Linked DNA regions of Homo sapiens: region 2 is linked to region 1. Evidence: chromatin loops called from intact Hi-C (ENCODE). Cell type or tissue: chondrocyte. All regions are shown on one strand. Each heading gives the region's core, and the rest is flanking DNA. Links, peaks and the distances in the headings are about the cores only.

The links. Hi-C counts contacts between places; a loop is a spot of excess contacts. Peaks named below come from ENCODE experiments on the same cell type or tissue, not always from the same donor. Only the 100,000 strongest peaks of a DNase experiment are listed, where the experiment ranks them.
Region 2: a loop joins it to region 1, with 2.7 times the contacts of the local background. A loop is called at or near these places in 13 of 110 quality-filtered maps.

What each region holds. Positions count from the first base shown.
Region 1 is chr14:58,069,244-58,075,379 of GRCh38, reverse strand. The region is part of intron 5 of ARMH4 (armadillo like helical domain containing 4); the gene reads left to right. Among named protein-coding and RNA genes, the nearest start is that of ARMH4, 80 kb to the left of the region's middle. RefSeq lists enhancers at 2,694-2,743, 2,475-2,769. In chondrocyte, for the core only: CTCF peaks have their summits at 2,388 and 2,592 (motif pointing right); no DNase peak of the experiment used is centred there.
Region 2 is chr14:57,863,610-57,869,064 of GRCh38, reverse strand. SLC35F4 (solute carrier family 35 member F4) reads left to right here and starts at 2,973. Exons shown (of 8, transcript NM_001306087.2): 1 at 2,973-3,342. The coding sequence starts at 3,240. In chondrocyte, for the core only: no CTCF peak of the experiment used is centred there; a DNase peak (open chromatin) is centred at 3,554.

The sequences.
Region 1 (6,136 bases), core at 525-5,524:
TCCAGTCTATCATTGATGGGCATTTGGGTGGTTCCAAGTCTTTGCTATTGTGAACAGTGCCGCAATAAACATATGTGTGCATGAGTCTTTATGGTAGAATGATTTATAATCCTTTGGGTATATACCCAGTAGTGGGATTGCTGGGTCAAATGGTATTTCTAGTTCTAGATCCTTGAGGAATCACCACACTGTCTTCCACAATGGTTGAACTAATTTACACTCCCACGAACAGTGTAAAAACATTCCTATTTCTCCACATCCTCTCCAACATCTGTTGTTTTGTTTCCTGACTTTTTAATGATCGCCATTCTAACTGGCATGAGATGGTATCTCAATGCAGTTTTGATTTGCATTTCTCTAGTGACTAGTTATGATGAGCTTTTTTCATATGTTTGTTGGCTGCAGAAGATGCGGCTCTTAATATATAAAGCCACATCCCTCTCATAATTTTGTGAGTTCCTTCCAGCACTGTGCTGGAGCCAGCACATATTGAATTGCAAGAGCTAATGGTTAAAACTTTTGGGAATTTTTAAAGTCAGCTCTTAAACTTAGCCATTAATAGAAATCAAATTATATAAATTTACAACTAAATAAATTATATTACAATATTTTCATATGCTCAAAACTCTTCACTTCCTAATTATTTTACTACATGTTACTTCTGTCTGGGCTTTCGAGGCTATTTACGTCTATTGCATGGTATGGTGGAAAACCGCATCATGGTGTGCTACTGTGTATCTTTTCCCAACTCTGCATTCTGTGATGTCATATTGGTGGTTGGAAATTGGCCATGGTGGGAGGATTTACACCACAGAAATTAATAAATACTACAAATCAGAGCTTGATTTACTGTTTTGTTGATTGTCTAGACTTAAAGTGATGGAGTAATGTTAATACTGCAAATTAAACTAAAAAAAAAAAAAAAGAACTGTGTTGCATCCACTGCCAAAGCGGAGAGAAGCTTCAGTTTAATGAATATAATTCATATCAGGATAAGGAATAGTTTAACAGTAGATTACATATCTGATTTAATGTTCATAAATTTATTGGGAAAAGAGTGGGTTAGGGTACAACTCCACTTGTCAAATGGTAGATGAATTGCAAGCATAAGTTAGTTACAGATAGAAAAACTTGACAAAAACCAGTGAAATCATCTTGTGAGAATCAATTGGCTGCATGGGACTTGCAGCCTGGCATGAGGTTGTCCCCATGAGTTTATCCCTGCAATTACTTCATCTTAAGCAAAAGCTTGAATCAAGGTGAATTTCAGGTTTCCTGCATTCTTAAATTCTGAATTTTTATGGCTGCTTGTTGTACTTAGCCTTTTAAATGTGCTTGTTGGTTTATCAAGAGAAAGGCAAATATAATAAAACCTCAATGATTCAATTTTGGGATTTGAGATGATACTTTGTTAAATTTGTATGGCCTTTTTGTAGTTTACTACATGTTTTAGCACACATCTTGTTTGTTCCTCTAATAATTCTAACAACCCTAGCATTGAGATAAACAGGGAGTTATTAGTGTTACCATTTACTGTTGAGGACACTGAGGCTCAGGATAGTTCATAACTTGCTCCAAGAGCACAGATAGTGAGCAGAAAGGCCAGGTCTAGGGCTTCCGGGTGGTTTCCTTGATTTCTCACGTCTCTTCTCTTTGATCTGCTTAAACAAAGAACTCCATTGAGCTAGTAGTAGTCACATCATCTTATGTCTTCTGAGCATACGTTGAACAAAAAAGTCTGTCTAAAAGTAGATTGCAAGGTTAGAAGACTATTTTTTTTTCCCAGTGAAGTAAATAAACCCATCCTTTCTGATTAAGTGAGGAGCTTAAGAGGAAGTAACAGTTGATTGCTTGTTAGGATAATAACTACTTTAGAACTCAAAGTCAGTGAACATGAATGTGCCCACACCAGAATAGGTGTTCAGTAATAGAACAACCTGATAAAGAGGACAGCAGCTTGGGATATGTTTGAGTGTAATCACAATCAAAGCAGCCTCTAGTATCTTTTATACTTTTTATAGCATAACCAGCAGATTGACTTTAGTGATGAGGATAACACAGAGTGACTTCTTAAGTGAACAAGGGACACTAGAAAAACAACAGTTTTTTATTTTTTAAAAATGGCATAAGAATGATTCCTTATACTACTCTAGGCTTTTGGTGTGTTTCTTTTCTTCTTCTCATCATTTATTTAGCTTGGAGTTGCCATATTTTTATGGGGCAAATTCCCAAAGAGGTGGGAATTTCATGAAGCCAAATATAGACATAAAGGTGGTATTCAGATAAAGAGGAACTGTGTTTGCTATGCATTTCCTCTAGTGAGGCAAATGTATGTGATATCGTCCCTTCTGCTTATTTGAGCAAGCCCCCAAGGAGGGGCGCTGTAGCCAGAAGTTGCTATTTAGGGCTCTGTCCCTAATTTACTGTGATATGTTAATGAAATATACACAGAAGTATTTTCTCCATGGAATGGGGATACCTGTCTGTAAGAATCATTATGCATGATGACAGGGTGACATCCAAACACCCTGTGGTCTTGTCTCAGGCACCACCTACCATCAGCAAATTAAAAGATGGCTCTTCCTTGAACTCAGCAGTAGGTGTCGCTGCAGTCAACTAAAAAGGAACGCTCTGGCCAAAAGGATTCTTTTTTTTTTTTAGATGGAGTCTCACTCTGTTGCGCAGGCTAGAATGCAGTGGTGCGATCTCGGCTCGCTGCAACCTCCGCCTCCTGGGTTCAAGCAATTCTCCTGCCTCAACCTCCTGAGTAGCTGGGATTACAGGTGCACACCACCACACCCGGCTAATTTTTTTTGTGTTGTTAGTAGAGATGGGGTTTCACGACGTTGGCCAGGCTAGTCTTGAACTCCTGACCTCAGGTGATCCACCCACCTCCGCCTCCAAAAGTGCTGGGACGACAGGCATAAGCCACCGTGCCCGGCCCAAAAGGATTCTATTAGAGGGAAAAGGAAAGGAGCTATTACAATTGAAAGTAGCTATTACAATTAGTTATCTAGATTTCTTTCCCACCCCAAACCCAAATCCTTCATTACATACTATTGTTTATCTTTTAAAATGTGACGTCTTATAATCAATAAGTCTCTTCAGAAAAAAAAGTTGCTTCTGTAAACCTTGCAATCCATCTATCCATTCATTCATTCAACGAATACTTCCTATGTGCCTACAACTTGTGAGGGACTTGCTAGGCTTTAGGCTTACAATGATAAACAGTAGTGATAGTCTGGCTTTTTGGAGCTTACTCTCTGGTGGGGAGACAGGCAATTAAAGAGGTAATACAAAAAATTATAGTACAGCAAGATTAGTATAATCATAGGAAATGCACTAGATGAAATAGAAGGAGACAACAAGGGAAACTGAGTTGAGGGGTCAGAGATGATCTCTTGCATAAAATAGCATGTAAAAAGGTGCCCATGGGGCACAAATTAGAAAGACAGCATCTGGATTCCTTTACTCCATCCGACATTCGCACAGGTTCTTGTCATGGTGCATTTTATCTCCCTTGTCGTCAGCACTATTTGAAATGCATAAAGAATATCCTTCCTCCTGATTTTACTTAGATAATTTGAAATACCTAAAGGGTTAATCATGATTTATATTGCTGTCATTATATCTCTCTTGAGATACTGAAAACTGCTTAGTGTCTTGTCAAATACTTTGACAAATACTCTTGATTATTTTATTAGCATATGATATATGAAAGATAAAATCAAATGTTGAAGCAGTCTGTCTTTCCCTTATTTCTACATTTACTCCTCACTGGGGTGTTTGAGTTAAAAAAAAAAGCTTCAGTTTCTATCAGGAAGTCAAAGTCAGCCTAAAACACAAGTGGGAGCCAATTTGGCACCAGTTATATGACCTGACTGGCAATAAAGAACTGGCTATTGCATTAGGTCTTGGACATTTTAAGAAGATAATGAAGAAGGAAATATTGATAAGAAACATGAAGTTATTCTATCGGTATTTGCTCTATCTCTAGTGACTCATGAATTATATTTTCAAAACCCTAAACTCAATTTATTAAGAGTTCCAAATACTGATTTTTGGATGAGTAAAGCCAGGAGACCAAAAAAATTGTATGTATTGAAAAGATAGCAGAAATGTGTTCTGATGAATCATTAACAACTTTTCTTGCCTCTTTTATCATTGTCATTGCAAAAGTTCCTTATTATAATTATTACCCGTACTATTGTATATAATATATATAACGTATATTATATATATATATTTTACTTGACTCTGGGGCCTGCACTCACCTTATTCATCCAAAAGAACATTTATTTTTCACATTATAAAAGGTATGGCCTCAAGGCTAGTAGGACTATAACCATTTTTCTTAGAATAAAGAAAATAAGTGTTCAAATGTATCAGGTTACAAAATAACAGAAAGACAAACATCACATGTTCTCATTTATTTGTGGGATCTAAAAATCAAAATAATTGAACTCATGCACATAGAGAGTAGAAGGATCATTACCAGAGGCTGGGAAGGGTAGTGGAGGATTCAAGGGAGCTGGGGATGGTTAATGGGTACAAAAAAATAAAAAAATAGAATGAAGAAGACCTACTATTTGGTATCACAACAGGGTGACTATAGTCAATAATAATTTAATCGTACATTTTAAAATAGCTTAAAGAGTGTAATTGGACTGTTTGTCACTCAAAGGATAAAAGCTTGAGGGGATGGATACCCCATTCTTCTCCATAATGTGCTTTTGCCAAGAGCTGGACATTCAGAACAGTGAAAGGCCTAATTGTACACAGTTCTTCTTAGCTTTTGTAGATGAACCCCTTGCCATTTTTATGTCCAGGAAATTGAAGTGTTTGGTCTTGTCCTAACTTGTAAAGGGAAACATTGTAATATTCTGGGAGGAGCCATGGGGAAACTTCTTATTGCTCTAGCCTTGCTATTAATTTATGGTGTGGTCTTGGGTGACTCTTAGTTGCTCTGAGCCTTTACTGTTTTCATCTGTAAAAAGGGGCCTGATGTGAGGTCAGCATGTAGAAACCCCTTCATTTTTCCTCTGTGCTCACCCCCAGTGTATTTGGGCCCACCTTCCTTTTTGACTCAAAGAAAGAGGTGACCTAACCCCTATTCAAGTACAGCCCTGCCACCTGCATGCGATCTGGAGCTTATCACCTTCTTCCTCCTCTTTGAGCTGTTAAGGAAACTGAGCCATTTGGGAACCCTCATTGTCTAAGTTAGAAATCTGGGTGCCATCTCTAATTCTTCTCTGCTTCACTCGGTTCTCGCATCCACTCAGTAGCAAAGCCCCATTCATTTTGTCTCCTAAGAGTGACTGTTCAATTTACCCTTCTTTGCCATCCTCCTTGCCTTCAGCCAGCATCATGTCTTGCCCAAACTATTGCAGGAGCCTCTTTACTGATGTTCTTTCTTGCTTGCAGTTCCTCTATTTCCAGTCCCTTCTCCACACTGTGTTCAGAGATATCTTTCTAAAACACAAATCTTATTATGTTAATTGAGTATCAGCAACTCCACTGAACAAATATTTATGGTGTGAATGGGTGTTATAACAGGTTCTGAGAGATGATCAATTTGAATAAGACAGCATGGTCCCATTTAAATGAAATCCTTGTGTTGGCTACCTATATTACCTATAGGATAAAATGAATTTCCTTTGCATGGCCTTTGATGCTGTACGTCAAATTTCCCTTCCTGTAGCCTTACCTTTGAATGCCTCTTCTCTTGCCGTCTGCATACTTTATATCCCTGCCACCAAACTCTTTTTAACCTGAGCATGCAGTGTTCTTTCATGTTTCTAAGATTTTGCATATCCAGATCTCTATGTCTGGAATTCCCTTTCCAACTTCTCCCTTGGCCTACCCATTGTTCCCTATCAGATGAAACTGTCATCTTATTTGGGAGAATTCTCATTAATCTATTACTTCCTTGTTTATACTTGTACAGTCCTTTATTCATAGTGTTATATTGTATTTTTAAATGTCTGTCATATGAGATTGTGAGCTACTTGAAGGCAGAAAATTTATGCCATATTCATGGTTGTATTGCCTATGATCTATCATAGCATATAGCACATTTTCAGGGCTCAATAAGTGATTGTTGATTACTAAAATAAATGAATGAACGTACTCTGCA
Region 2 (5,455 bases), core at 456-5,455, 210 kb after region 1:
TGCATTAAAAAATTCCTGAAGAGCGCACAAAAAACAAATTTTGTTTTATAACAAATCGAATTATAATTTACAACTACTAGAGAAACTGGCTATGTGAAGGGCTATCATGATAAACTATTTTATGAATCAAATAATGACCTTCAATCTTCATTTATTAAGTTGTGTCTTTTCTTTATTCTTTCAGAATAGATTTGAGGCATACATTGCAACTCATAGTTTGTAAATTTGAATATTTGGGTTTGTGAAAACTGGTAGACTAAACATGCAAACATAAAAATGCTTTAAAAGTTATCCTTCCTTCCGCCGGGCACGGTGGCTCATGCCTGTAGTCCCAGCACTTTGGTGAATCACCTGAGGTCAGGAGTTCGAGACCAGTCTGGCCAACATGGTGAAACCCCATCTCTACTAAAAATACAAAAAAATTAGCTGGGCGTGGTGTCGGGTGCCTGTAGTCCTAATTACTCCGGAGGCTGAGGCATGAGAATCACTTGAACCCGGGAGGCGGAGGTTGCAGTGAGCCGAGATTGCACCATTGCACTCCAGCCTGGGTGACAGAGTGAGACTTTGTCTCAAAAAAAAAAAAAAATTATCCTTTCTTCAAAATAATTTCTGTAAATTGTTAATAACGTCTAAAATGACTATTGAAAGATTAAAACATCTTTTATCATATATGCCAAGAGTGTTCATGACTAGCAGAAATTTACCTTTGACTGTTTATCAATTTATAATTGTAGGATTTCAGTTCCTTCCATTAAAAGTGTGGCCTAGATTATAGCACTTGCTGGCATTTACTATTTTGGTCATCCTATTACAGATGATTATAGAGAGATTTGTAAGTGCTTTGCTATTTTAAAATTTATTTCCAGGTCAGTCTGAAAATTTTTACTTTTTCAAAAGAAAACATAGACTCTTGCGGGTATGTTTACATTGTAGTATTTAAATTTATGCTGAATTTACTGTTTATATGAATGATCAGATCCAGTTAAATACATTTTTATCTACTTCTATGGAGATTTATGAAAATAAAGCAAAAGCAGGAAGAAGGTAATGACTTACACGGTAATTGTTATTTATAATTTAAGTACATTAATTATGGCAAGATAAGTTATAAGCAATGGGAAAAACCACTTGTTTTTAAGTCTGCATATGTGTGTGTGTATGTATGTGTATACATATATATTCCTGTTACATCAGAAGGTTTTTGCTTGAATTGTTTCCTAATTTCTCTCTTACTGATATATATATTAATGTGCTATGGATTATGATGGCTATTATCAAAATATATAATATATGTAATATTGGAAAATTTATCTTTCATAGAAACTTCAAACAAAAGTGACATTTAAAATTATATGTGATGAACACATTTTACCATGTGCAATACATGCATTTGATATAATTTTGCCACAGAAATAATAAAACTAACAAAAGTGTGCTGAATATTATTTCACGTGGGGGGGGGTGTAAAGGCATAACGCTTTCATTTTTGCTTTATATGGCTAGCTCCCCATCACTGCACTAGTGTTGGTTTTTCCTTTTAGTTCCTTTTGACCTTTTAGCTCTTTCCACCCTTCCATCTTTCCTAGCCCAGAAAACAGGTGTAGGAGGAAATTGGTTTCTTTATGAACTCTCCTTCCAGCCACAATAATCTCAGATTGACTCCACTCTCAAGATCCCGTGCTAAGCTTTGTGTTTGGATGAAAACCCAAAACATATTGTAAAATTTAATATTGCGTTTTCATATGCTTAAACCTAATTTACCTTTTAGAAAAAAAATTTGCATATTTCTTCCTTCTTAAGGGCCCACACACAATGTGGAAAATGCTTGGAGGCAGGATGGTGTGATAGGTTCTCTGGAGGTTTCTGAGAGGGGCATTGAAGTCGACTTTTGTTTCTCTTTTTTTCTTCTCCCTAAGCTTTAGTAATATGAAACCTGGCAGGGATGTCTTAAGCCAGCTCTGCACGGAAGGTGGACCTAAATTGCCTCTAAGCTGATGAGCTGACCCTCCCCTCCACTAACCCTCCACCTCCACCTTTTCATTTCTGAGATGAAACTTTGAAAATTATTATTATTATTATTATTATTATTATTATTATTATTATTATTTGCAGGAAGCTGTGTCTGCAGACTATGAACAGAGGAATCGTCTCCACTGCTCACTGACCCTAACCCATTGGGTCTCTGGCTAAAGCAGAAGAGTCCCACACCTGAGGGGAGGGTGTTCGCTCTGAACACACAGCTTCAAGGATGTTCTGCTCTAATGGAAAGGCTCTAGACTGTAGCTAAGACTTTCACTCGTCCAGATATTTACAGTTTGAAGGACTTCCCTCCTGATATTTTTGGCAATAAAGGAGAAAATCATTTCTCCTCAGAGCATTTGAAATTGGAAAAATAAACGTGCTGTGTGCAGCTGAATCTTCTAAGCCTTTGACATTTTTCAGTGGCAGGATGGAGGGTCCGTATGGACAGTCAGACTTGAGCGCTTGAACACTTACAGTCTTTGCGTCTGCAAAACCTGGATAATCACTCCATATACCACCTGCCGGGAACTAATTTTCTTGTCATTTCATAAAAAAAGATTCCCAGTCTTCTAGACAAGTTGCAAGGACTGACTAACGCGGGGGAATGCTTGCATATCAGCAGACCAGAGGTGGTGTAGACGCCAAGCGTGGACCGAGTCCCGGGGCGCCCCAGAAGTGTCTTCTCCCCGAGCGACAGAGTTAATGCCTCGCATTAACAGCTATGAGTCCCTCTTGGGTTTCTCCCACTCCCAACACCCTTCTCTGAGCCCCTGGCCACCGTCGCCTTCTCCTCTCGCGCCCCACTGACCAAACATCCCTTTCATCAGGTGGGGTTGGGGTGTCTAGTTTTCGGGAAGGATCGCGCAAGGGTTAATGATGAAAGCTGGCGACCAGGTGGGGCGCCCACACCCGCCCCCGGCCACGGTGGGCGTCGGAGGTGAGGGGGCGCTATTCGGGCAGCAGTGCTCCGGGTGGCGCGCGGGAGAGCTGCCAGGCTGACGGAGAGGCCGGCCCGAGTGGGGGCCGCTCCGCCGCCGCCGCCGCCGCCGCCGCTGTGATGCGGAGCCGGTGCTGCGCCGGGCGGTGGAGTCAGAGCCCGGGCGCGGGAGCAGGAGCTGCAAGATCAGCACCAGCGGCTCCGGCACCTGCACCAGCTCCCGGGCCCCGCGCTGCGCTCTCCGCCCCGCCGCACTCGGGGCCGTCGCCCCGCGCTCTCTATGGATGTCAAGGCGGCCCCCAACGGGGTGGCCACTATCGAGGACCGGATCCTGCGGATCACCGGCTACTATGGCTATTATCCAGGTTACTCCAGCCAGAAAAGTAAGACGCCGCGCGGCTGCCCTGCGCGAGGCGGGGAAGGGAGGTGGGCGCGCAGGGGTGCCGCGGGGATGCGGACGGGCGGGCGCGCGGTACGGACACCTGCAGCCCTGCGGACGCTGTCAACACCGCCTTCCTGGCGGCGGGGACCCCCCGGGGAGAAAAGTATGTCCGCTGTCCTCGGTGCTGAACCGTGAGAGGGCAAGGGGCCCGGCTGGGTGCGCCCAGGAGTTTGGAAACAGTCGTAGCCTTGGGGGGAGGTGCGGAGGGGACCTGGTGAGCGCTCCTGACCGCCGTTGGCCGGCTCACCCTGGTGGATTTACGCCCGGAGGAGGCTAACATGGCTGTTCACTTAGCGGAAAGTCAGCCCTAGGGGATACATGCCCCGAAAGCCCCTACTGCGTGCGGGGCGCTGGGGACGCAGGCTGGGGAGGCTCGGGGGTGGGGCTGGCGGGGGCGGCCGACCCAGACGTGGGTCCCGGCGCTGGTGGGGTCAGCTCGTTCACTCCGGGCTGTTGAGACGCTGCCAGCGCGGGAGTTACTCCGGTTACAGTATCTTTAGGAGGTTCTTCACCCTGGGAAGAGAAAAGAACCTGCTCAGGTCTCCGAGCCCCAGAGCTTGGAGCCAGAGACCCGTGCAAAAGACTGGGGGCGTGGGGGGGGGGGGTCTGAGAAGGGGAGGCGACAGGGCCACCCGCCCCCGCCGCACGTCGCGGTCACCGCTTTCTTCCAGCTAAGCGAGGTCATGCGGCGTGGATGCTTTCACGTTTTTGGACCAGTTTTGGTGGGAGGGCGATGAGGTGTGCTCTGCTCGCAGTCCCCCTCCCCCAGTACACAAACCCACTAGCTATATTTGCTGGGATTAGTTCTACTGGCGACTGAAGTGCAGCTCATTTTTCTTCGAATTGGAGGAGTAGCTGCGGTTTAGTTTCTATGCAGGTGGGCTTTCGCTTTTTTCTTTATCAATGCATTTCTGTTGCAACAGATGAAGCTTAATTGATGTTTTTGCCGTTATTGTTGTCAGAAGCTTGGAAGCTCCTAGATGCATTTCTGATACGTATTTTTCTATGACATTTGGGGTGCAATCAACATTACAGTTTCTGTGATGCGTGGGACCCACAAAAATTCCGGCACAAAGACAAGAAAACACTATTTTTTCATGTAACTTTCTCCCCTACCATGCTTCCTCTCTATTGAATAATAATTCAAGAGCTTTGTTCCATGGGCTGTTCTCACACAGATATTTTCTAGTTCGATATTTCATCTGGTTTCAGGAAAGGCCTATCTGATTTGGATGGTTTCTGTCTAGCTGTTTTTAGCATTAGGGGCTTAAATTATTCATTTTCCATACAAAAGTAATTATATAGTGTTAGAATTTTCTGGAAAGAAAATAACACACTGTGGAATGCCCTTTGAAGTACTATACACTCAAAAACTTCTCCTTTTTTATTGGCAAAGGATTTCTTTTTTAACCCTGGAAACATAAGTAAAGGAACTAATATATCTTGTGGAAATTACTTGACTTTCACCTTTGAATATTTTAATTAGGAACCATGGGATTTTAGTGGCTTAGAGAATGTAGAAGCTGTGTGTGAAATTACAAGACTCAGGGTGGTTTATTATTGTAATTTTTATGACAATGGAACTTTGGCTAACAATGAACAACCCAAAAAGAATACTGAAAAAGTGACATTTTAGATAAGAACATGTTCATATTATATTTTTGTACTTGCTCAAATAGCTGCACATGCTTCATTTGCAACACAATAACAGGACAAAAAAAGGGAAGAGCACTGGCCAAGGCTATAACTGGTAGCCAAAAGGGATAAAGATTAACTTGGCATGGTTATTTGTGATGGGCACTTACCTACCTAAGTTCAGACCGTAGAGTTAAAAGAGTGAAGGCAGAGAATCTCACAAGAAGAGAGAATTAAGTGATAGTCAGATAAATCTCAGGATGCTCATGCTTTCGGAAGTAGAGAAAGATTGCTATTTTGCACAGTGAGAGATTGAGAGAGGAGAAAGCTGGAGGAGGGCCAGGGAACCGAGCACCATGAAATAATCCTGTCCTAATGCAGGCTTCAACTAGTAAACAAACACACTGAAGCAAACCAGT